3 separate regions of the Homo sapiens genome follow, and regions 1 and 3 are each linked to region 2. A link is a loop called in an ENCODE intact Hi-C map of the cell type or tissue named here. Cell type or tissue: MCF 10A. All regions are shown on one strand.

What was found. Peaks named below come from ENCODE experiments on the same cell type or tissue, not always from the same donor. Only the 100,000 strongest peaks of a DNase experiment are listed, where the experiment ranks them.
Region 1: a loop joins it to region 2, with 2.0 times the contacts of the local background. A loop is called at or near these places in 2 of 110 quality-filtered maps.
Region 3: it touches region 2 in a loop (3-fold over the local background); 4 of 110 quality-filtered maps call a loop at or near these places.

What each region holds. Positions count from the first base shown.
Region 1 is chr4:176,401,673-176,409,672 of GRCh38, reverse strand. It overlaps a transcript of LOC124900817 not described here. Among named protein-coding and RNA genes, the nearest start is that of SPCS3-AS1, 85 kb to the right of the region's middle. In MCF 10A, no CTCF peak of the experiment used is centred here; no DNase peak of the experiment used is centred here.
Region 2 is chr4:176,535,418-176,543,417 of GRCh38, reverse strand. No RefSeq gene overlaps it. Among named protein-coding and RNA genes, the nearest start is that of HAFML, 110 kb to the left of the region's middle. In MCF 10A, no CTCF peak of the experiment used is centred here; a DNase peak (open chromatin) is centred at 4,987.
Region 3 is chr4:176,440,003-176,448,002 of GRCh38, reverse strand. It overlaps LOC124900817 (a long non-coding RNA gene), which reads right to left and starts at 4,916. Exons shown (of 4, transcript XR_007058376.1): 1 at 4,005-4,916. In MCF 10A, no CTCF peak of the experiment used is centred here; DNase peaks (open chromatin) are centred at 3,782 and 4,662.

The DNA.
Region 1 (8,000 bases), 130 kb after region 2:
GCCTTTAGCTCAAAATTGCCCCTCTGCCAAAGTGGCCTATTTTGGAATGTTCTGCCACACTCCATTTCCAATTTTTCTTTTCATTTTGCTTTACTGTACTGTCATATTGTCTCAAATCTAGTAGGGAGATATTTGAAATGGATTCTTATTTTAGCTCATGCTGTACTTTTCGCACATAAAATCTGAATGTCTGCCATCTTTACCAAAGAAGAGACAATCTATGGCACTGATTTTAGATTCTCCAACATCAATTAAAGGCAATTTGGAAAATTCTGTGTCCCCTATAAGAGACCAAGAGTTATATTATTCAGCTTCACCCACTTAGAAGTGAAAGGCCTTGGAAAGAAAAGGCAGTTATTTTTTAAATCATAAATTTTTCCAAATCTGAATTCTAAAAAACTTTTTTAACTTAGACAATTTTCCTTCCTGGCTCCACCTTCAATGAAATCCTGCCAGTTTTTACACTAAGGACAATCCATTGAAGTGTGATTCTTGAAAAAGTTGACATATTCCAGGAGAATGAGCAGCTCATTTTTATCAATACTTAAATATTTAATTCAATACCACAAAGCCCTAAAGGGTTGTTGCAGGAAGATATTAAAACCTGAAACCCAAAATTTGCTTTGCATATTACTCAGCCACTGAAAAACAATTCTCAATAAACTCTAAGGATACTTAAATTAACAATTACTTATCAATTCTGGTAATTGGACACCCGATCCTACTTATGCTGCTGGCATTCCTGACAGATCGGAGCTGCCACTCACCGTCTTTTTCTGAAATCTTACTCTACAGCTAAAAAGCATGGTATTTCTCATAAAGACCTTTTAAAACTCTCTCAGAAAGTAGCTATCAGCAGAAACATTCGTTAAATTTGGTTGTCCATTTTCCTGTCACTTATCCAGGAAGATTATTTTAACTCTCAGATTTTCAGCCTAACAGAAAATGGCTGACTATACTGTGGTCCCAGAGGAAATTTCTTCTGGAAGAAATAGAAGGCGAACTCTAATGTCAGAGCAGACATTACCCTCAGCAGTGGGTGAACAACACCAGTAGGGCTTCAACTCTTGAAATCCAGAATCAGTTCTTGAAACCCAAAATGGATGAATACAGTCTTACATCTTTATTTTTCAACTTAAGTGTCACTGTAAGCCAATCATTTACAGTTTCTTGGAAAATAACTTTGGCCTAGTTAAATAAATTATTTCTTTTAAAAAATGTATAAGGTTTTGTAGGGCCAGTCCTTTAAAGCACGTTAACATGCTTCATACTAAAATATCTTTAACTGCATCCTCTTCAAGTTTACCTATAATCACAGTACATTTAAATTGCTAGAAAATCCTTATAAGTATTTACATATGTCAACCTAATGTTATTTTTATCTCTGTTATGTGTGAAGAATTTTCTGTTAGGGAGCAAGATGAGAAGCAAAGATAATAAGAAACAATAGCAAAAGTCCAAGTAAGAACATGTGAGTTGGGAAAGAGTCACAGTAGTGTAATAAGTGGTGGTCAGACTCTTCTAGACATATGTCAAAGGAAAAGCTATCAGAGTTTACGGATGTTTTCCTGTGAAGAGTGAGAGGAGTCAAAGATAACTCTGAGAATTTTTACCTGAGAAACTAGAGGATGAATGGGCCTTTCAATAAGATGTCGAGAGGGTGAGTGTATCAGATTGATGTAAGTGGGGGTGTGTGTGCAGACTGAGCTTGTTTGGGACATGTTAAATTTACAAAGCTTATTAAATATCCAGATGGATGTCAACTAAGAACTTGGATGTGTAAGGTCTGAGTTCAGCAGAGGCTGGAAGTATCAACTTGGCCATTAAATGATGAGTCCACCTAGGAAGTAGGGGAAGCTAGAGAAGAGATACAAGGGTTACCTCCTGTGGTTTCCACAAATGTTGGGAAGGTGAGGAGAAGAGCAAAAGAGACTGAAAAGAGGAATTCAAGGAGCAGTAGGAGGACAGAGAAAGAAGTGTTCTGGAAGCCAGGTAAAGAAAATGTTTTAAAAAGCGCACGCACTATGTCAAATGCTGCTTGTAGGCTGCGGTACATGACAACAAAAATGAAAATATTGACCAGGGAGCTGGTCATGCAAATGCAACTCTTAAACTATTATGAGCTGTTTCAGTGCAGTGATCAAGACAAGAACTTTATTGGGGCTGCTCCAAGAGGAAAGAGGAGTAAAGGAAGTGGATAGCCTGGGTATAGTTAACACTCTTGAGGAGATTGCTGCAAAGAGATCAGAGAATTGGGGCAGTAAGTATAAGGGCTCTTGGTATCATCAGAGGGTAATTTTAAGATGGAAGCAATTCTAATGTTGTTGTATAGCAAAAAATGTTAATGCAGGAATGATAGGGAGAAATTTAAAGAAAGCGATTCTAGAGCAGATGATAGAGATGGGACACAATGCATAAGAAGGGTGGAGTTGGCCAAGCCGACAGACAGTTCAATCATGGTAATAAGAAAGAAGATGATAAGGTGCTGATAGAGATAGATTGGCAGATGTGGTGGTGAGAACATGTGAAAGATCTCTTCTGATTGCTTCAAATTCCTCAGAAAAATAGGGAGCAAGGTCATCAGTAGAGACTAATTGGGGAAGTTTTGGAAAGATAAGTTATGGACTAACGGCCTAACATAATAAGGGAACAGAGAATTAAGGAAATGTAATATTTTTCCTGGCAATATCGAGTTGACTTAAGATTAGTCACAATTCATATATTTTTTAAAGCAGTCATGATTGTGTACTTTCTTCCAACCACAGTCAGATTCCTAGGTCCAAGCTACAGGAAGATTTAAGAAAGCATTGAGGGTTTTCTGGGAGAGCATTATAGAGGTGGTAGAGTCAGTGAATTGGAGATGCATATGAGACTGAGTTGTTTGTGTCTTAGACATTTAGAGGAAATAAATAGGAAAGATAAGATACAGTTTTCATAGAATGGGATACTTGTAGTAGAGATTAAGACAGGTGATAAAGATGTTGGTAATAACAAATTCTGTGCTGTGACCATGTGTGTGGGTGACTGAGAAATGACGGAGAAACAGATTGTTGAAGATCGAGGAACTGAGAGTCTATGTCTCTCCAGTGATATCTAGGGCAGTGCCACGGCTGGCAGACAGGAGATGTCACCAGGAGTAAGGAAAATCTGTGGAATTCTTCATCTGTCCTACTAATCATATGAGGCCCTGCAGAGAGAGTTGCTGTCATGTCAATAGCAGATTCAGACACATGGAACCCTGTGGATAGCTCCCGACAGCTGCAGCAATGGGAGTAAATCTATAGTTAAAATGGAAAAATACACTGTATCCTAGCTATACAACTCTGTACCTTAAGATGGCCCAAAAAATTCTCTCCTCTGACACATTTGGTGGCCTTTCTCTGGGAAAAGCCATGGTATGCATTATGGTCATCAAAGACACACAATAATGTCAGAAGAGGGTCAACATTGCCTCTACTTCCTGATACCTTATTTCCCTTGCCCGCTTTAGAACAATAAAGTCAGTCTGGATGTTCCTGCAGTACTGCAGCCTTCATTTCCAGAATTACACACAGAGCTAGGTTGAAATGTGAGGGAAAAGCAGGAAATGGACTGCTCAGAAAAAAGTATACTCTATACGTTAGGGAATAGGAGAAAAAGTTTCTCCTGTGCAGCCTACCTCCTGGGGTAGGTAACCTAGTTAAAAGTTAGAACTGAAATCATTTTGGATGTCTTTTAGACGCTCCTGTCTTTATTTAACATGATGCCATAAGTTGTTTTGTTAAGGCAAAATAACTTGGAAATAAATCATTTTAATTATTATGGTATGTCATAATTTGGTCCTACTACAACAGACATAATCAATTCTCTTATCATAAACTACTGAAGTTTAATTTCATTATTATAAATGACACTGAAGAGAGAAACATATTTACATCAGTAGGCATCTATCGCTCATCATTTGTGTTGGATCAATTCTGGAAGGAAAGAATATTAACCATTTTAATGAGCTTTTTCTCTCTAACACACACACACACACACACACACACACAGAGAGAGAGAGAGAGGGACTCAAATTTGCTCTCCAATCAGACTATGGCGTTAACAGTATTTCATCAGAAATATATAAGAAATATCTCTTCACTATTTTGATATACCTGTAACAACCCCAAATTTTAATTTAAAAGATATATTTTGGTTTTTAAGAGTGTAGAACTTCAATTTAAAAAAACAGGTATGGTGAGTGGGAAGTTAGTGGGTGTAATTATACATCCATTAGAAAGTAATGAAGTTATGTGAGAAAGCAAAATATTAGAGTTCATTTGGGTAAAGCTAAAAGAAGGGAGAAGCAGATGATAAAGCTGACACAGAATTAATATATAGCAGGGATGGGAAACTTCATCCCTTCAAAGAGCTAACAAAACTCATTAGCTTAAAGTAGAACACCTGTCAAGTTTTGACCTTGCCGATATTTTCACTGATCTGAAATTAGAAGCAGGGAAAAAGACTGTCACACCAGAATTAATTCCAATCAACAGGGAGGAATACATTGGCAATGAAAAAAACTATTGTCAGAAAAAAAATGAGTAAGTAATACTAGAAATGGAGAAAACTTCCTTTGTATAATTCTTTGAGACAGACTTTAAATACAAAGGCAAGGATTTCATTCTATTTTCTGGATCTCTCTTAACAAAGATGGATTAAGAGAGTTTGAAAGCTCTAAAAATGTAATTATCTAGGCAATAACTAATTATTCCAACGAGGTAGAAAAATGAAGGGCAAATTAAGAAATAAATGAGTTCCACAGAGTGTTCTCAGTGAATTTAGATGGTAATAGATGTGTACAACAGCAGGAAGAATGAGCACACAGCCAAGGACAGATGTAAGATGCTGGCTTGGATGAATCATGAAGGTGAAATCCATAAGTCAGCCGAGGGCTTACTAATAAACACTAAGGAAAAACCAAACAAAGAAACAAGAAAGGGAAAGGCCCCATTTGAGATGGATATTTGAATGTTAACAGACGGTGGGAAGAAATTAAAAACACTACACTAGATTTTTATTTTATTCGCCTGTTCTCTCACTTTGATAATGATATTCAGACTGAAAATAACAAAAAAATTAATTTATTCAAGCATACACGCTAAAACCATTAGGTTGAGAGATGTTGGAAAACAGGATATTTGCAAATTTCCAAGGGTTGACACAGGTTATTCACTAACCCAAAGGGGAAAACTACCTTTATATTTAAGAGATCTAGTATTCAGGCCTTAACAAAGAGACTGATTTTAGTATTGTGGGACATCCTGATATTATGTGTCTAATGATATGTTCAATATAAGGTATTCCTGTCAAAAATGTTTAACCTGAATCTAATTAAAGTTTTAGACCTAATTTTCAATTAACAGAAAGTACTAGGGTGAAATGCAAGAAGGCAGAATAGGAAGCTCTAGGGTCATACTCTCTACCAAAGAAACTGTTAAGCTGGAAAGGGCAATTGAAATCAATTAATTTGGAACACTAAAACCTAATTGGACATGTATGGCAACCAGGGGAGTGCTTGATAAAGGGAGAGGCTGCTACATTTTCTAAGTGAGCTACATATGCAAAACAATGATCACCTGCCCCATTCTTCAGCCCCATTACAGCTGCGGGGGTTGCAGCCCGTGTTCTTGAAGCAGATGTCTGGTACCAGGTGGGCAGTGGAGACTTTGGTCTCCAAAAATTTTATGTAATGTGATTGGTTGGTCTGGCAGTGCACCGAGAGACAGGCATACGTGCTTGCCTTGGTTTCAGTCCTTTCAGTAGCAAAGAGATTCCACTGAAAAAGTTAAAGCACAGAATGTTTTCCCCCTTTCTTTGAAGGCAGACATTTTAAAGAAATCTTTATCAGGTCACTGAATGACTGCGGAGATAATGGAACAGAAATTTCAGTAACCACACACAACAAAGAATAGATACTTTGCAAAAATAGTGTGGAAATGTCTCAGATGGATGGCTGTAGCCCTCAAAAAGCAAAAATCAGCAATCCCTGAGAAGTGGGAGAGTCAGATTTCCAGAGTCACCACATTATAATACTAAGAATGTCAGGTTCTCAATAAAAAAAACTAAAATATACAAAGAAACAGGAAAGGATAGCCTACTCATAGGAAAAAGAATTTGACAGGAGCCATCCCTGAAGAAGCCTGGATATTTGAATTACTAGCCAAAGATATTAAATCAACTGTTTTGAATATGTTCAATGAGCTAAAAGAAGCCATTGACAAAGAACTAAAAGAATTCAGGAAAACAAACAAAATGAGAATATTGGAACCCAGGAGTTTGAGAGCAGCCTGGGCAACATAGCAAGACCTCATTTCTTTTAAAAAAAAATCAATAAAGAGCTATAAATTCTATAAAGAAACAAATCAATAATTCTGGAGCTGAAAAGAACAATAACTTAAGAGAAAAGTTCACCGGGGCACCAGAGGATTCAACAGCAGATTTGAGCAGGCAGATAAACAAAATATGACATATGCATCTGTGCATGTGTGTGTGTCTACACACACGCATATACGCACACACACATTCAGTCATAAAAAGAATAGTTCTGATACATACTGGAAGACATACATACATCTGATATGTAACTGAAAGAACCTTGAAAAAGTATGCTAAGTAAAATAAGACAAACACAAAAGGACAAATGTTGCATGATTTCCCTTATAGGAGATGCCTAAAACAGGCAAATTCATAGAGACAGGAAGTAGAATACAGTTTGCGTATACCTTATCTGAAATGCTTGGGAATAGAAGTGCTTTGAATTTCAAATCATTTTGGATTTTGTAATATTTGCATGTATATAATGAGATATCTTGGGGATGGGACCCAAAATAAACACAACATTTATTTATGTTTCATATGCATCTTACAGACACAGAAGGTAATTTTATACAATATTTTTAATAATTGTATGCATGAAGCAACGTTGGTGTACATAAGGTCAGATGTGGAATTTTCCACTTGTGGCATCATGTCAGAGCTCAAAAAATTTTGGATTTTGGAGCATTTCAGATTTTAGATTTTCAAATTAGAGATGCTCAACTTGTAGAGGATACCAGGAGCTCTGGGGAGGGAGAAGTGGTAACTTATTACTTAAGTGGTATAGAGTTTCTGTTTGGAACGATGAAAAAGTTCTGAAAATAGTAGTGGTGATTGAGTAATAGTGTAAATGTACTTAATACCACTAAATTGCGTACTTTAAAATGGTTAAAATTGTAAGTGTTATGTATATTTTACCATAATAAAAAATAAAATTTAAAACATTTTTAAATTAATTTGATATTTTTGAAAATGAGCTATATGTTAGGTCATATTAAAATTAATGTTCTTAACTGTAACAATTATAATTTCATTAGGGAGAAAATCATTGGTGTGAAGAGTCATGAGATTTCAACTTTCAAATGGTTCAGGCAAAAATACATACATCAACAAACAGATAAAAAGATAAATCAAATATAGCAAATTATTAATAACCATGGAATACAAGTATTAGGTATATCTGAAAATGTTATATTAAAAGTTAGAAAAAATACTAACTGAAATCCAAAGTACATGAGATAGTATTATACAACTTAGATGTTAAAATTATCAAGCCTTCTCATTCTAATTAATTAGTTCCTAATATGTTCATGAAACAACTAGTGCTCTTTGAGGAATCAAGAAAAATACCAAGGAAAGATAGAAGTTAAAATATGTAGTTTCAATTGCCCAAAAGTGAGGGCGCAAGGGAGGAGTTAATGTCTGTAAACTATGTACTATCAAATTGACATGGATCTTGATCACTTCACAAAATGAGTGATAAAGGGTAAAACAGAAATACTTTAAAGAAGTGATGATAACCAAGACTCAACAGTTTCACTAAAAAGAGGTGTGTCAAATCAATCATTTCTGATTTTGACAGATTAATAGATTATGAAGTTGATTAAGAAAGTTCTGTAGATATACTATATCTGAATTTAAGTAGGGCATTTGATAAAGAT
Region 2 (8,000 bases):
TTTCTCCGAGCATTTAGCTGTCCTCCTGCCAAGCTGTAAAAGATCCTTACCCCATATCATATGCTCCAGGGGATTATTTTAAGCTCAACTTTCCAAACTGGCTCACAGATACTCTGTAAGAAACTTTACTTGGGCTTCTGTGTGTGCCCTGTCTAATTTTATAGACTTACCTTTTCAGACATTTCCTAGCTTCCAGCCTATGCTCCTTTTTCCCTCAGATCTCTGTTTCTCTTTGTTCTGGGCCCCAAATCCTCAGGCAACACCAATCACTTCCAAGACTAGTTACAGTTCCCTGGGACCACACTCAATGTGGATGGAGAACTGCTTGTAGAAACCATAAAAGCAGTTACTAATGAAAAAAAGATTGTGTTTCTATCAACATAATTTCAGTATAGTACACTTAAAAATGACAATAGTATTCAAACATAGATTCTATTTTAATGGAGTAGCTTGTATTTGTATATTTTTTAATTTCAAAAAATTATTGTTATGTGGTATATAACAATAATTACGTCTATAACTTTAGGAGATGAACATTCTCTTTTCAAGAAGGAAAATCAAAAAAAGGTTAAACCTTAAACAGAATGTTTAAAAGGAAGCATACCTGAGTGCTATAATTTTAAGGCATTTCTTACATTCAGTTCACTATAACACAGACAAATTCAATACTTCCCTAGCAAAATTAACGAAATGTGTTTGGACACTGAGAACAACTCATTGCCAGAGATAAACTTACTCATTGGTAGGAACTGGCTATGCAATTATACCTAATATTTAAAGGAAGCATTTATTAACAGAGCTGAGAATACTGAAACTTCAGTTTAAATTTCATTTAATAGCTAAAATAAGATATGGTTATAAATGTTAATATGAAGGGTATGCTAATCATCCAAGTTCTGTTTTCTTTTCTTTTCTTTTCTTTTTTTTTTTTTTTTTGGACATACCAGGTGACCCAAACAATAGGAATAGTAGATTGCTTACAGAGACAGGGTGGTTAAGGTGAGGAGGAGTCCTGGATCCAGTTTATATTTCTATTTACTAACTATGTGACCAGAAGCAAACGGCAACTTCTCAGTTTTCTCATTACTAAAAGAGAATTAAAAATAATTTCTATCTTGTTAGGTTGCTGTGAAAATTAACAAAGAAAATGCGCAACGTAATTCGTACAATAGCTGGGCTATAGAAACAGGGCTCCGTAAACATTAGCTCTTATCATCAGAGAAAAGGAATGAATACGTATTCAATAAAAGTTTCTGATATAGACATTCTGATCTAACTGTCTAATATACTCATGTATTGGCTATATTAAAAGAATTTTTTCTCAGTTTAATATCCATTTAACACAGTTAGTCTACAAGCTCAAACATGTACAGTGAATTCTTTCTGACATTTTATTTAACGTTACATTCCTTGGGCTACACAGCAGGTTTTTAATCTCACAGAGATCTTCTTTTCTCAATCACCTTAAAATACTTACTGAAACTAGAATAAAGAAACTAATGTAGCAACCCTAACATGCTTTAGATCAAGGATTTCACTCCACACAATATGGGAAAAATTTTTTTATCAGACCATGTTCTACCTAAGGTAAAGTTGGAAGCACATTGATTTATTTTGGAGCAGTCCGAACAGTTTCTTTGATAATAAATTCAATCTGCGCTCAACTTTTTAAACAGTAATCAATGACACTATCATTGTTTCACTAGTACTTTACAAATATTTTAATTCTAACCACTTTTTAGTGTTCAAGATCTTGGGCCCCACAGGAAAAAAAAATTTGTTTTATGTTTTGGGGTGTGTGTATGTGTGTGTGTATTGTTTTGTTGTTTTTCTTTGCTTTTATTTCAAACAACTACTCTTTCTTCCCTGTGAAATAGACATCTCATTTTAATTTTAGTATTTCTCTTATCTTCATTCAGGAATTCTTTAATTTCATTAAAGAAGTCCTTTTATATACTCTCCTTTTAATTTTTAAGTAATCAAAACCCACCACTCTTGTCAACCTACCAGAAGATTCATTCATTAGTCTTTTCTCTCAATTCCAAGTAAATGTGAATTACCTTGTGAAGTATTGTCACTGTCACTGTAATCTATTACCACTTTAGAAGTGAATCATTTCCTTTTAGGTTTCCTCTCTATGTTCCTCTTCAATCTACCAGCAGAGAATAATTACCATCACTTTATATTTCTGGAGTGCTTTATTTAAATCTCTAAATAAGCTCCTAATACCTATGATCTAGTATTACAATTATTGAATCCAAGCTCCTAGCACATGGTTTGAACATAATAAGCATTTATTTAATGTTAATTGAATTGAATTGCCTCTTTGAAATGATTATTAGTGATTCAGCCACTTACATTTCTTGGCCAACATTGTGCCAACCACTCTGACGCATAACAGTGGTGCTCCCACAGTGGACTTGCAGGCGTCAACAAAACAGGAATGTTCATTGACCTCACATAGCTGAGTGGGCTTCTACTCTATGCCTGTCTTTATTCAAAGTATTATTGCAATTTTGATAAGTGACTTAAATAATTAAAAGAATTATATCAGGGATTATACAGTCCAATTTTGCTTCTGCCAAAAATATTCCACTCTATTTCTTTTTTTTTTTTTTTTTTTGAGACAGAGTCTCACTCTGTTGCCAGGCTGGAGTGTAGCAGCACGATCTCGGCTTATTGCAACCTCCACCTCACAGGTTCAAGCGATTATCCTGCCTCAGCCTCCCGAGTAGCTGGGATTACAGGTACCCACCACTAGGCCCAGCTAATTTTTTGTATTTTTAGTAGAGAGGGGGTTTCACCATGTTGGCCAGGCTGGTCTTGAACTCCTGACCTCGTGATTTGCCCACCTCGGCCTCCCAAAGTGCTGGGATTACAGGCGTGAGCCACTGCGCCCGACCGTCCCACTCTATTTCTGGTCTTTTTTTGTAGCTAAGACTGGTAGTATGGTACAATTCTAGATAGGAAATATAAGTTGATAGATGCAGGGGAGAGTCTATACATTCTTGAAAACAAAATTAGTTATTAATGATACCATTTCTTTACTCCATCACCAGGCTTGAACAAAGATGTGATACCTGGAGCTGTGGCAGATAATCTGGTAAAGTGGAGGAAAGGAGACAAAACTCTCAGGGCAGCTGGCCCTGTTAGCTGGAGTGCTGAACCGATGCCAAGGCTGACCAGCCCCTGACTTCTAGTTATGCTACAAAACTAAACCCTTGCATCTTTATGCTGCTCTTTCTTGAAGCTCATTCTTCCATTCTTCTTTCACAGAAGGGCACTCTTTTCCTGTTTTCTTTTTTTTTTTTTTTTTAAAAAAAAAAAAAAAAAAAAGAAAGAAAAAAAGAAAAGAAAAGAAAAGAAAAGAAAAAAGTGACTCAGAGCAGCTAATGTGCCCAAGGCCAAGCATTTGTTATATGGTGTCAGCAAAGCTTAAGAAATGCAGTTTGACTTCTCCATAAACCTCTATTCAAGTGTTCTAGATGATAAGACTGATACTCTGAACACTATGTATACATGTCTACCCATTGTAATTTTTGTAGGCAATGGATGTCATAATCACTCTTACTATTCAGTCTTACCTTTAAATCTTTCACTTGTAATGTTATTATATTTTATTTCTTGCTAACTTTTAAAATAATGTGGCTAAGCAATGAGTATTAGAAATGAATTTCTTTCACTTTGCATATTGTTTGTCCTAGTTAAAATAAAGGCAAAGTGGAAACCTGACCCATTAATGGAAAATCATGATGCTTGTTCTGGAAACTTCCCTTTCAAATAGCAAAAACCAATGTCTTAAAACAAAGGGTGGACATAACTCCGTAGATAAGGCCTTGCTATACAAAATGCTGTGCACTAATTTATCTGCAGCCAAAATGTTGGTTTTCACTCTTGAAAATGCTGCCCCAAATTCCAGTCATCTGAAAAACAATTAACCTGTCAAGTTTAAAGTTTTCATTCATAATTTGGACTGTATCCTGCCATTGATATTTATTTTAATCTTCTATTGATTTCTGTGGGAATTCTTCATGTAGAATGAAGGCAGGATATAGCCCTAAAGGAATTTCTGTAAGAAGGTTCCCACTTTCATCTCTTTGTGTTTGATTTTTATTAAGTTTAGGACATGACGTTTTACAGCTAAAAATAGCTCTACAGTCTAAAACTGTGACAAAGTCTTCTATTTTTTTTTTTTTTTTTTTTGCATTCAGGCTGAAAGGTCAATGAGAATGGTAAAGTCTCACAGAGAAGAATTATATTATAAATGATTTTTAACCCTATGTTTTTGTTGCCTTTTCTATAAAAAGGAAAGTCATTTTATTACTAAAAAAAAGTCTTTTTTACTTCCCCAAATGCCTGTGTACCAGGAAATTCATTTAAAAAAAAATGCCCATTCAAACCATGTTTAAAGTATCTTTTAAGGCACCAGATATCATATAATACAGTCGTTTAAAATTATAGTAATGATGACTATGGAATTCTGTGGATCTTGGAAAATTCTTTGGGAGGCTGTTAAGTTTAAAAAGGCAAAACTGAAAATAATGTATACAAATATTTTTCTACTGGGGAAGAATTGTCCTGACTCCATTCTTAGAAACTGCCTCATCATTCTGTTTCATTACCAGGCCACCCTTTTTCAGGATGACCTCAGGTGATGACTGAGCAAGGCTGAGGTACAAACTCTTCTCTATTTCTTCCCAACTCAGAACCTCTCTAACAGGTCGACCTTGCCCTGGAGCTCCTCATTGGTCTGGCAAACATTTTGTCCTATCTGCCTCATAGGCTAACAGTTCCTTCCACACAATCCTGCTTCCTTCCTTTTCCTTTCACAAAAATCCTTTTTCAGTTTTTTATCCCTGGCCCAGTATCTGTTTCCCAGAGAACACAACCGACACCAATAGTAGTCTGAGAAATTAGGCAGTAAAGATGCGGTTCCAGGACTGAATTGCTGGCCACTCCACTGATAATGAAGACATCATTCCATGTGGTACGTGAGTCATGAATAGTCAGTCTCTGGCACAAGGAGGCAGAGTCATTTCTAGCCATTCACTAGTAGCCACTTGGGAAACTATTCTTATAGAAGGAAACACTTTGGTGTTTCTAAAAGTACAGAAACAATGCATAGAGAGTGGAACTGGCTTGCTGTCATTAAGTCATAACAATGCTCTTCCTAATGAAAACTTAATGGCCCTTAATAAACAATTGAAATCCAAGTGTAAAGGGCAGAGTGCCTCCTTCATAGCAGAAAAGAAGTCCTTCTTCTATCATGGGAGAGCCAAAAAAATTTAAGACAAAACTTAGGTTGTAGAATTATAGTAACTAATCTTTAAAGACAACTGAAGGCTTAGCTGAAGCCAGTTTGTTCTGTCAACCTCAGGGCCCTGGTTGTGGACCCTGACACGTGCAATGCAGAAATGTTGGTAGATACCCCTTAAGATTTTGATTCCCCAGGCTCTCTCTTTTTTATTAATAAACTTTATTTTTTAGAGTAGTTTTGGACTCACAGCAAAATTGAGCAGTCACTACAAAGTTCCCATATACCAACTGTCCCCACACACAGGCAATGTCCTTCCCTATAGGGGACCCCCTGTTAAGAGTGGAAGCCTATAAGGTTCAAGTAATAAATGAAGGTGTGGACAAAATCCAGGTTACAGTGGGACTGCTTGGTCTTGCTTGGTCTTGCTTGGTCTATAGATCCCCACAATGGTCTTTTTCAAAGTTCGCAAATGTATAATTATGATTGACTTACTTGAAAATTGGGCTCTTGGCCTGTATGGTCATTGTCCCCCTCCAAATCTGGCAATTAAATAGAAAATATTATATGCCAGAAAGGATGACAGAGATTAATAACACTCTTAAAGATCTAAATAGGCTGGGCACAGTGGCTCATGCCTATAATCTCAGCACCTGGGGAGGCCGAGGCAGAAGGATCACTTGAGCTCAGTGTGGGTGACAAAGCAACACCCTGTCTGAAAAAAAAAATGTTTCTAAATAATAGAGGGTTGGTGGTGTGTCTATTATAGCTCCATTATATTTGTGAGTCTGGCCCCTGCCAGAAGTGACTAGACTTGAAGGATGATTATAGATTACTTCAGGTAGCAGGCTGATCAGCTGCCATGATAGAGGTGGTATCCTTGCTAGAGCAGATACATATGGCTGCAGCTACATGGCATTACATCTAGTTATTTATCTAGTACATACTTCTCTTTCCCCGTCAACAAAGACAATCAGAAACCACTGGTCTTCACTTAGAAAGGAAACCAATACACATTCCCAGTTTGCCCAGGGCTTTCTTAAATATCTCACTCTCAGTTGTAATATCTCAATCTCAGTTGTAATATAGTCTCCAAAGAGATCTGGACTGTCTATGCATTCCACAAAGCATCGCACTGATCCACTTTATGCATGGGATCATGCTAATCTGGCAGAATGAGCAGGAAGGCCCTGTTAAGACTATGAAGATTCCTAGACCTGCCACTTCAGGAGGGGTTTTACAGCTCCAGCTTCGAGGATATGCTGGAACTCTCCCTTCAGAGTAGAAGGCAAATTATTGCATCTTGAGTTGCCTATCACAGAGAGGAAAGCACAATTCTTGGCAGCTCTCAAGGTTATGGAGACAACACATTCCATACGCTGGGAAAACTGCTCTGACCCATCCATGCAGTGAATGAGGACTAGATCAGGAAGGTGTTCTGCAAGCATTGGAATAAACAACAGAAAGCACAGCTTAAGTGCCAGCTCGAGAGTAATAATACTCTGTGAGGATGGGAGCCCATCTTCCAGGATGCATTATGTAAAATGAATTAGAAAACTTTATATGGTACTATGGCCTCTAGTATGAAGAATACATCAATTTGGGTGCAGTAGAAGCAGGAGTAAATCATCATCATTCCTAATCATCCGTCAGGAGACTTTGTGCTTCCTGGCCCTGCAACTCTGGGTTCTGCAGGGTTACAGGTCCTGTTCCAAAAAGGACAGATTCTATTATTCTAAAAAGAACGATAGCCCTAAATAAAATAAGCATTACTAAGTGCCAGACACTACATGCACTAATCCACTGAATGCCCTAACAACATTGAGAGATATTTATTATCATTAACCTCTAGTTAATGTGGAAACAAAAACCAGAAAAGAAACTTACTGGCTGGGTGCAGTGGCTCATGTCTATAATCCCAGCACTTTGGGAGGCCAAAGTGGGAAGATTGCTTGAAGCCAGGAGTTCAAGACCAGCCTGGGCAACATAGTGAGACCCCCATCTCTACAAAAACTATTTTTTAAAAAATTAGCCAGGCATGGTAGTGCATACTTGCAGTCCTAGCTACTCAGGACGCTAAGGTAGGAGGATCACTTGAGCCCAGGAGTTCGAGGCAGCAGTGAGCTATGATTGTACCACTGCATTCCAGCTTGGGCAATAAAGTGAGACCCTGTTTCAAAAAAGGGAAGGGAAGGGAAGAGAAGAAACTTATCCAAGTTCACATATTTACTAAACATAAAACTAAACCACTATATATATCAGAATTTATAACACAATGAGTCAGATAATATTGAGTTGACATTGGACAGCTATGGTCTCGTGGTCATGTGAGATCTTTGACTTAAGCATTCACTGTTTGTTGATTCTGTTTCTTTCAAAACTAACGTGATCTTCTAAAAAATTCATTTTGAAGGGGACATACTTAGACCACAAGACCGTTATCAACCTTGTGGAAGTACAGCTTCCTGCACCCTTTGGAGCATTTGTTTTCCAGACCACGGCATCTGGGTGTCTTATCAAGGTAATAGGGACTCTGCTGTGTTTTCTGTCTACATGGTGTCATTAGCAAAGTGTCCAGTGTATTGTCCTGGGTGTTCACACATAGTTACTTGACCCTGATGAATGACAAGCGGACACAGAATTGGAGAGTTGAAATAACCCAGTGGCAAGTGAGTGAAGATGTACTACTATCTCTTACACATGAAAAACAAACTTCCCATGCTATTTCCTGCTTTGGGGGACAGAT
Region 3 (8,000 bases), 95 kb after region 2:
ATAATTCTATTATCTGCCACAATTTATTCTTAATTAGTTGGCTTTATAACATTGAATTACATAGTTTATTTTTTTCTATACCAGTTCTGTTTTTCTTCTTATTGATACAGTAATTAAAAAACAAACCAGCAAATATATTTAGTCCAGGTATAGTAATATGAGTTAACTTCTCCAGAGTGGTTCCCATGTACCAAGCACTTTGCTACACGCTTTATATTCCTTATCTCATTTAAACCTCACAGCACAACTATAACTAGGCACTGTTAAGTAACATTTTGCAAATATGCAAACTGAGGTAATAGGTTAAATAATTTTCCCAATGTCTCAAGGCTAATAAATGGCAGCATAAAGACATTAATCCAATTTTGATTATACTCACCACTTTCAGACAGTATTTTTCAATGTTTTTAGAACCTTCTTGTATTTTTTATTTTGTTAATATGGGTTTATTGCTTTTTGATGAAGTTTCTATAAATCTGATTTAGACTAAACTAAATATGAAAGTTGTTTTCTAGTCAATTAAGATCAAAAGGCAGCAAGGAGAATTTTTAAAGAGGTATTAAGTATTTAGGAGCTGAAATTAGAAGAAACGTAAGTGTATAACACGTGGGCAGAGAGTGAACTAAATGACAATGAAGGAAACAAGAGCTTTAAGCTTCTCAGACAAGTTATGTACTGCCTCATGTTACTCGAATCCAGCAAAATGCTTATAACAACCCTCACTGAGGGAACTCTATGACAGTTTGCCCTAAGAAAATAGATACAAAAAACACAAACATAATGTCAGCCAATAGAAAGTAATAAAATATTTTTAATCATAATAGCAAAAGAGGAGAATGTATTCGAGGAATAAAAAGATAATTCAATACACTAACCTAATTTTGAAAATAGTAACAAAATCAAAAGAAAAAACTCTAGAAGATCATCTTCACAGATTTCACAGAATAAGCCACTGAGAAAATGTAATATTTTCTCATAAAAACTATTAGTAAACAAATTTTAAAAATTTCTGAACATGATTTTTAAAATCTGTCTCAAAGCAGCAGAACTATTTTTCTTAAAAATAGAATCCAAGGAATGATGCCATTGAAGTATGAAAAAGACAAGGACCATCACTATACTCACTCTTACCTTAAATTACTCACAATATGCTGGCCAATGCAGAATCAGGAAAAATAAAGGTCACATAAATATTTGAAAGAAGGTGATAAAAAGTATCATCATGTGCGTATTATATTATGTGCTGCCAGGAAAACTCAAGAGAACCCATTGAAAAACTTTCATAAATAACTAAAGAGATTAGCGACCAACAAAAAATTGCATAGAAGTGAATTTTTTATGCTAATTTATTTAAAAATTGTTCTAAAAATTTAATGGCAAATAGTCCTGATAAAAGTAGTGCCTTAGTTCAATCGAGCTTGTATAACAACATGCCTTAGACTGAGTAATATATAAACAACAGCAATCTATTGCTCGCAGTTCTGGTGGCTGGGAAGTCCAAGATCAAGGTGTCAGCAGATGTATTGTCTGATGACAATACGTCTTTTTTGTAGTGACAGGGTTTTCCTGTGTTACCCAGGCTGGTCTCAAACTCCTGGGCTCAAGTGATCCACCCACCTCGGCCTCCGAAAGTGCCGGGATTCAGGTATGTTGTGAGCCATCATGGCCAGCAGTCTTAGTTCATTTTTCTGTCTAAGGTGTCAAAAGTACTTCAAGGAAAAGAATAATTAAAAACATAAAGTCCTAGAGGAAAAGTTACACCATGTTTTCTCACATATCAGAAGAGAAAAACAAGCTCCCTCAGTCCTCTTTTGTAAGAACACTAATCCCATTCATGAAGGTTCTGCCCTCATGACCTAGTACCCTCCCAAAGACCCCCCCACCTCTTAATACCAACATTGGAGATTAGATTTCAACATGAATTTTGGAGGGACACAAGCATTCAGACCATAGCAAGTAGCAACAAGAGACGAAATACGTAAGTAGAAATGTGTAGGACTTAGATGAAGAAAATTAACTTTATGGAGGGATGAAAAATGCATTGAGTAAATAGAAAGACCATGTTTATAAAAAGACAGATCATGTTTATATGTGAAAATATTCAACAGTATAAAAAGGTATGATTCTAGAATTGTAATGCAGTATATCAACTATTAACCTGAGGGTTTTCTGGTATTTTCGTTTGTTTTTGTTTCCTTTCTTTTTTATGCCAATTAAAAACACTTGATAATTCTTTGTGGAAGAAATAATTGGACATACATTTATGTGAACTGCTATACAAGATACTGAGAATAAAATAATAAATAGAAAACATACAGTCCCAGCTCGTGGAGTTTTTCTTTATGGTGTGAGAGAGAAAAATTTAAAAGTACACCAAAAACTTACAGAATGTAATGCATAATGAGATTTCTATTCTAATAGGCCAAACCTAATTAGATAATTAAGGTCTCTCCGGGAAGTAATCCTTAAGCTATAACAAAGACATTTTAAAGATAGATGCCTACATCTGAAAGACTGAAAATCTGCATAACATGAGTGATGAAGGGGATTGATAATGTTTTCCTCTTTAGTCTACATGTATTATTTAAAATTTCTATAATAAAGATATAAATTTCTAAGAAAATAACACATTAAATTAGTTTTTAAAGCAACTTGAAATTAAGGACCATAGCTTTAACATTGGTGAATTTTTCTAGAATGCCCTATATGTATTTAAGCCCTGGGCTTAATCATCTGTGCATTTCTCCAGTGTGAAAAATGTATTCAGTCAGTGAATGAATATAGATAAAGACAATTGAAACATATTTTCTCATAGTCTATGATTAATGTTCCTTTGTTCTTTATTCACAAACATATCCAGAGTACTTTGAGTAAAGAAATAGCTACAATCTTTATTTCAGCAATTTATATAATCATGTTTTATTTATATATAAATGGGATGAAAAATGCAGAACATTACTACTTATCTGACTTTTACAAAATATTCTATATAACTGCTTGACGTTAGTCCAAAAGTAGTCTCTGATTCAGTCTGCCAGCAGAAGAAATGAGTCAGATTGCTCTCATAATTATAGATAGCTTTTTAAATAAATGTCTGCTGGATAGCATTCCTACTTACGAAGCCACAAACATGCATAGAAAACCTTTTGAATTCATTTCTCTAAAATTTCAGGAAGATATGGTCAGTGGAATAAACCTTTCACAAATTCGAATACATTAAAAATGAGTATTTATTTCTAATTTTTTGACCAATATGCCCATTTGTCTATTTTTTTCCTTTTAAAATACGGAGAATTGAACATATTTCCATGCAAGAAATGAAGATAATTTTAATAAGACTTTTGATACTTAAATATACTTCATACTTTAAAGCTTTACAATGAGTAATCTTAAAATCAGTGTAACTATCAATAGATTTTTTTACAATTTACTTAATACACAAAAACATCCTAAATCTGAAAAATATACTTTTGTAAATATTGTATTCTAATGCCTTTCAAAAGGTGTAGTTAAGTGATCATTTTTACAGATGGTGAATTATTTAGATTTTCATATTATATTAACTCTTCAAATATAATCTCCCATTAAATAGCACATAATGCTTCTAAATGAATTTGGTGGGTAAAATCCATGAGACACTACAGATCAAATGAATTTCAGCATTAGAAATGCACAAGCCCATCAAAGTTCTACTTCAAGGACTGTTCTTAAGAGCAATAATTGGCAAGTGGTATGAAAGTCAATTAGAAGCTTCATGAGCAACTAGGAGCCAAAGCCTTGTGGTTTTGGCTCAGATATCTCCCAATGGAATGTCCATTCCAATCCATCATGAGCAGGATTCAGTTTGTTTTACCTGACACTTGTATACTTCATCAAGGGAAGTGCTAATGAGCAAGCAATCGCTTTTATTTCAAAATATAATGCTTATAAAGGGTCAGTCACTGGTAGCTCTTCCAAATGATCTCCAGTACACGAAAAGAGAAGCCAGAATAAGCAATACAAACCTGTTGCCCCTCCAGTGACCTCTATCTTGAGTTAGAGTTACTTCCTGATGTAGATGTTGGAGATGGCTCAGTTTGTATGTGACTTTAATCCAAACCAGCTCCCTAAAATGAGGTGAAAAAAATGACGCTTTAGATCCCAAAGAACCAAAGGAGGGGTAAGATAGAATGTGTGCTGCTGCTCAATGTGACTCACTAGTACCTTGTGTGGAATTTTAGTTTTCCTCTCTTGTATATCATGGGCTCACCTTCTGATAGTGAAGTAGAGGAAAAGACTACATGCCCTTTATATCCAGAGTCAAATATCTTCCATTCACACTGGCAGTAAGAAAGCTGAACAAGGAGCAACTATTTTAGTGGACAAAAGAATTTTATATATGAAAAATTTACTGCCAGCAGTTATCCCTTAAGGTCTGGAACAAAATGTGTCTTTAAAAATCTTGGTGCCAAATGGGATAGAAGGAAACAGCTGGCAAAATGAGATCATGAGCATACAAGAACTTGCTTGGGGTGTGTTATTAAATTTAGTGATACCTTGGTTTTCATCTATGATATAGATGCCAGCTAGCCTATCTTAGCCAGTGTCCAAATAAATAGATTCTCTGACGGTCCTGGCATACAACTTGTACCTCATCTGCCTAAGCTTTCCAGAACACTGGGAAATTCGACACTAAGCCTTCAACCACAAAGATTCATAGAGGGTGTGAACATAACAGTCATGTCATAGGTATTTGTTCAGTAAACTTGGACCGAAGTTTATCCCCATTCTATTTTTCATTTCCTCAAAGATCTGATGCAAAAAAAATGGGGATAGGAAAAAATCTCTAGCGGCATTCATTTGAATCATCAAAAATGCTAAGATAATGGAGAAAAATAGAAAAATTCTAAACCTATCTCAGTCTTTTTTTTAGAAAAAGAAAGGTTTATCACAGTTATTTTATTAAGTGAAATATTTTCAAAAGCTATATTCTGAAAGAAGTCACAATTTCTCTTCCTATCCTACATGATAGAAGACTAGCTGTATAGGATAATGAAGAAGTAAATGCTTTGCAAGTATTGTAAAGAAGACTTGTAAGCCTGAGAGAAGGTTTCAAAGCAAGAGATGAGTGCTTTCAAAAAATAGCCAGTGAATCCATTTTGATAAAGGAAGGATAGACAAATGTGGACAAGAGTAGTAAAACAGTACAGAGAGCTTGAGGAAAATTTAGAAAGAATGAGAAGATCTTTAGTAAGTACTATAATAGAAAGTATTAGAGGTTTGTGGAATTTGAGCATTCTCTTAAAAACAACTGAGGAATCGAACTAGATGAATCTGCATTGATCCCTTTCTGTATGCCAGCTGCTCTGCTAGTGTCCATCCCCATGAGGTGTGGATTACTTATTAACCCACACTGTGAGATGTGGATTTAATTTTCACAACCTCACCGTGATATACGAATTTGTAACCCATTTTACATGTGAGCAGATCAATATTCAGAGTCAGTATCTTGCCAAAAATCATTGTTATTAAAGATTAGATTGATAACCATGTCAGTAATGGCCAAACAAAGCAGTATGGATCCAGAAGAAAGGAAGGTTAAGAAAAATGTGAAGGAGTAGAAGCAGCACCAAAATTTGAATTAAATTAAGGCACTGGGCTCCAATTCAAGTCATGCTGAATTCCCTTCCTTCTCAAGAAAGCACTGTGCTTTCTGGCTTCCGGACTCTCCCTCAGGATTGCTCACCTTGCCTGGAAAACCTGCACCTTGCCACTTTCTCCCATGCAGTTGTCTTTGCCTACTAACTCATACTCACCACTTTCTTCAGAAGGCCTAGGCCAGCGCCCTGAGTAACGTGGAGCTCCCTTAGGCTCCCCCAGCACTCTCTCTATGCTTGTCTCAATCGCCACACTCACGACTCCATGGCTTCATGTCTCCTATGTGTCTATTTATCCCTCTGGGCCATGAGCTTCTTGAGATCAAGAATTGTCTTTTTCACTTTTTTAACTGTGAAGCTTAATGGGGCACCTGGGACATTTCCTCCATGGTTTCCTGGTAACACGATGGCTTTGCCCTTTGAAGGGGAATGGAAAAATATGAAGAAACCAACAGTTCAGGCAAGTTATATTGGGGGCTTGATGACACGGTGAGGTAAGTGAAGAAGTTTTTGAAAGACTGACTGACTGTGCCTCTTAGATCTTATTCATTTGGAAGGGACTTTCCATTACACTTGAAATGAAATCCAAGTTTCTTACCTCCCCTATCTAGCCCTATGTGATCTAGCCCCTGCCTGTCTCTCCAGCCTTATCTACTATTTCTCTTCCTCTCATTATCTGTCTTCCAATCCCAGTGGCCTCCTGGCTATTTCTGGGACATACCAAACTTTTTCCTACCTCAGGCCTTTATAGGGCTGTCTTCATTTTAACATTTAGGTTACTGTGTCTCTCAGGAGGAATCCAACAATGACAACAAGTGAAGCGTCTCCTGCCCACCTTCAAGCATTTTCCTGCTCTTTCAATGTCTATTAGTCTCTAAATTTACACCGCTGTTTGTGTGATGATTTACTTTCTTTCATCTCAGTATTGGAATTTTAAGCACTGTGAGGGGAGGTTATGGTCTTTTTACTTTGGAATCCCCAGTATCTGGCACATAGTACATGCTCAATAAATATTCCTGAATAAGTGAATACATTGATCAACCACCCTGTGCTTTTGCTATGCATTATCAGTGGGAACGGATAAACATGAAAATAATAGCTAATATAATAGTTAATATATATTAATTTGCTGTATTCTTAGCACTTTCCTAAGTGTTTCATATGTACTAATATATTTAGTCTTCAGAAAAACCTATCATTATACCAATTTTACACTTAAAAAACTAAGGCACAGATAATCTATGTTGTATAATATGCCATACAGTGTAATACAGATAAAATATAATGTGAAGATACATAAATAACAGCCTTTGGTTTTCTAGTTTGTCATCTAGCATATGATGTCATTTCTGAAATTAATTCCCTTTTACTTCCTTTTAGCCTCTCATCTTGTAGGAAATTCTTACTCTTCCTTCTGGATTTAGTGTACATCTTGCAACCACTGAGTAGTTCATGTAAAGTGTCACCTACAATATTAGATGTGCAACCTCGTTGCCCCCACAGAGCTTTCTACATAATTGTGTTAAAGCTCATAGCACATTTAAATTAAAAATGTGTATTTACTTGGCTGTCTCTCTGATTAGACAGAGCTCTTTGAAGGGAGGAATATTGTCTTTCTGCTTCCACTATCATTAATGCCTATCACAGCATCTAATATAGAGTAGATTCTCAGAAACTGTTTATTAAATTAATTGCTACCATTGTTCATATGCTGAGAAATTTTTTAAATTGCTTGTTCCTCCGAGCTTAAGAATCCAAGTTTTTACCAGTTAAATAGGTTTTTTAAATAATTCATCTTGAAATAAATATAGCTTGGTAAAATAATCAGATTAATTCAGACACGTTTCATATATTAATCATGTCAGAAACAAGTGTCCTGCAAACCGTCTATTGGCCTTAGAAATGTACATAAACTCAACTTGTCCTTAGCCATGTTATGAAGACATACCAATTGGGTTTTGGATTCCCTTCACATATAAGCAGTAGCTCACTTGCCTACAACTTAGGTCACTCTGTAATATTCACTTAGTTCATTCTAGATAAGAAAACCTCTAGCAGTTCAGCGTTGGGATTTAATTAAGCAGATAATCTAAAACATTGGATGTTTTATTCAATCTTAACTGAATAATCCAAACCTCTGGAGTCTACTATATATATTGGGCTCAAAACTTAGCAGGAGAGGTATTCTCATAATATTTTTCAACACAATTTCTTTCTGCCTTTAGCCAAAAATAATGTGAAAGAGATCTGTTGACAAATTAAGGTCCAAGCTTGGAGATTTAAAAAAAAAAAAGACAAAGGGGAAAAATAGAAGTCTGAAATTTTAAAAAGTTCCAATTCGGGCTCACAGTTAAAACAACACAA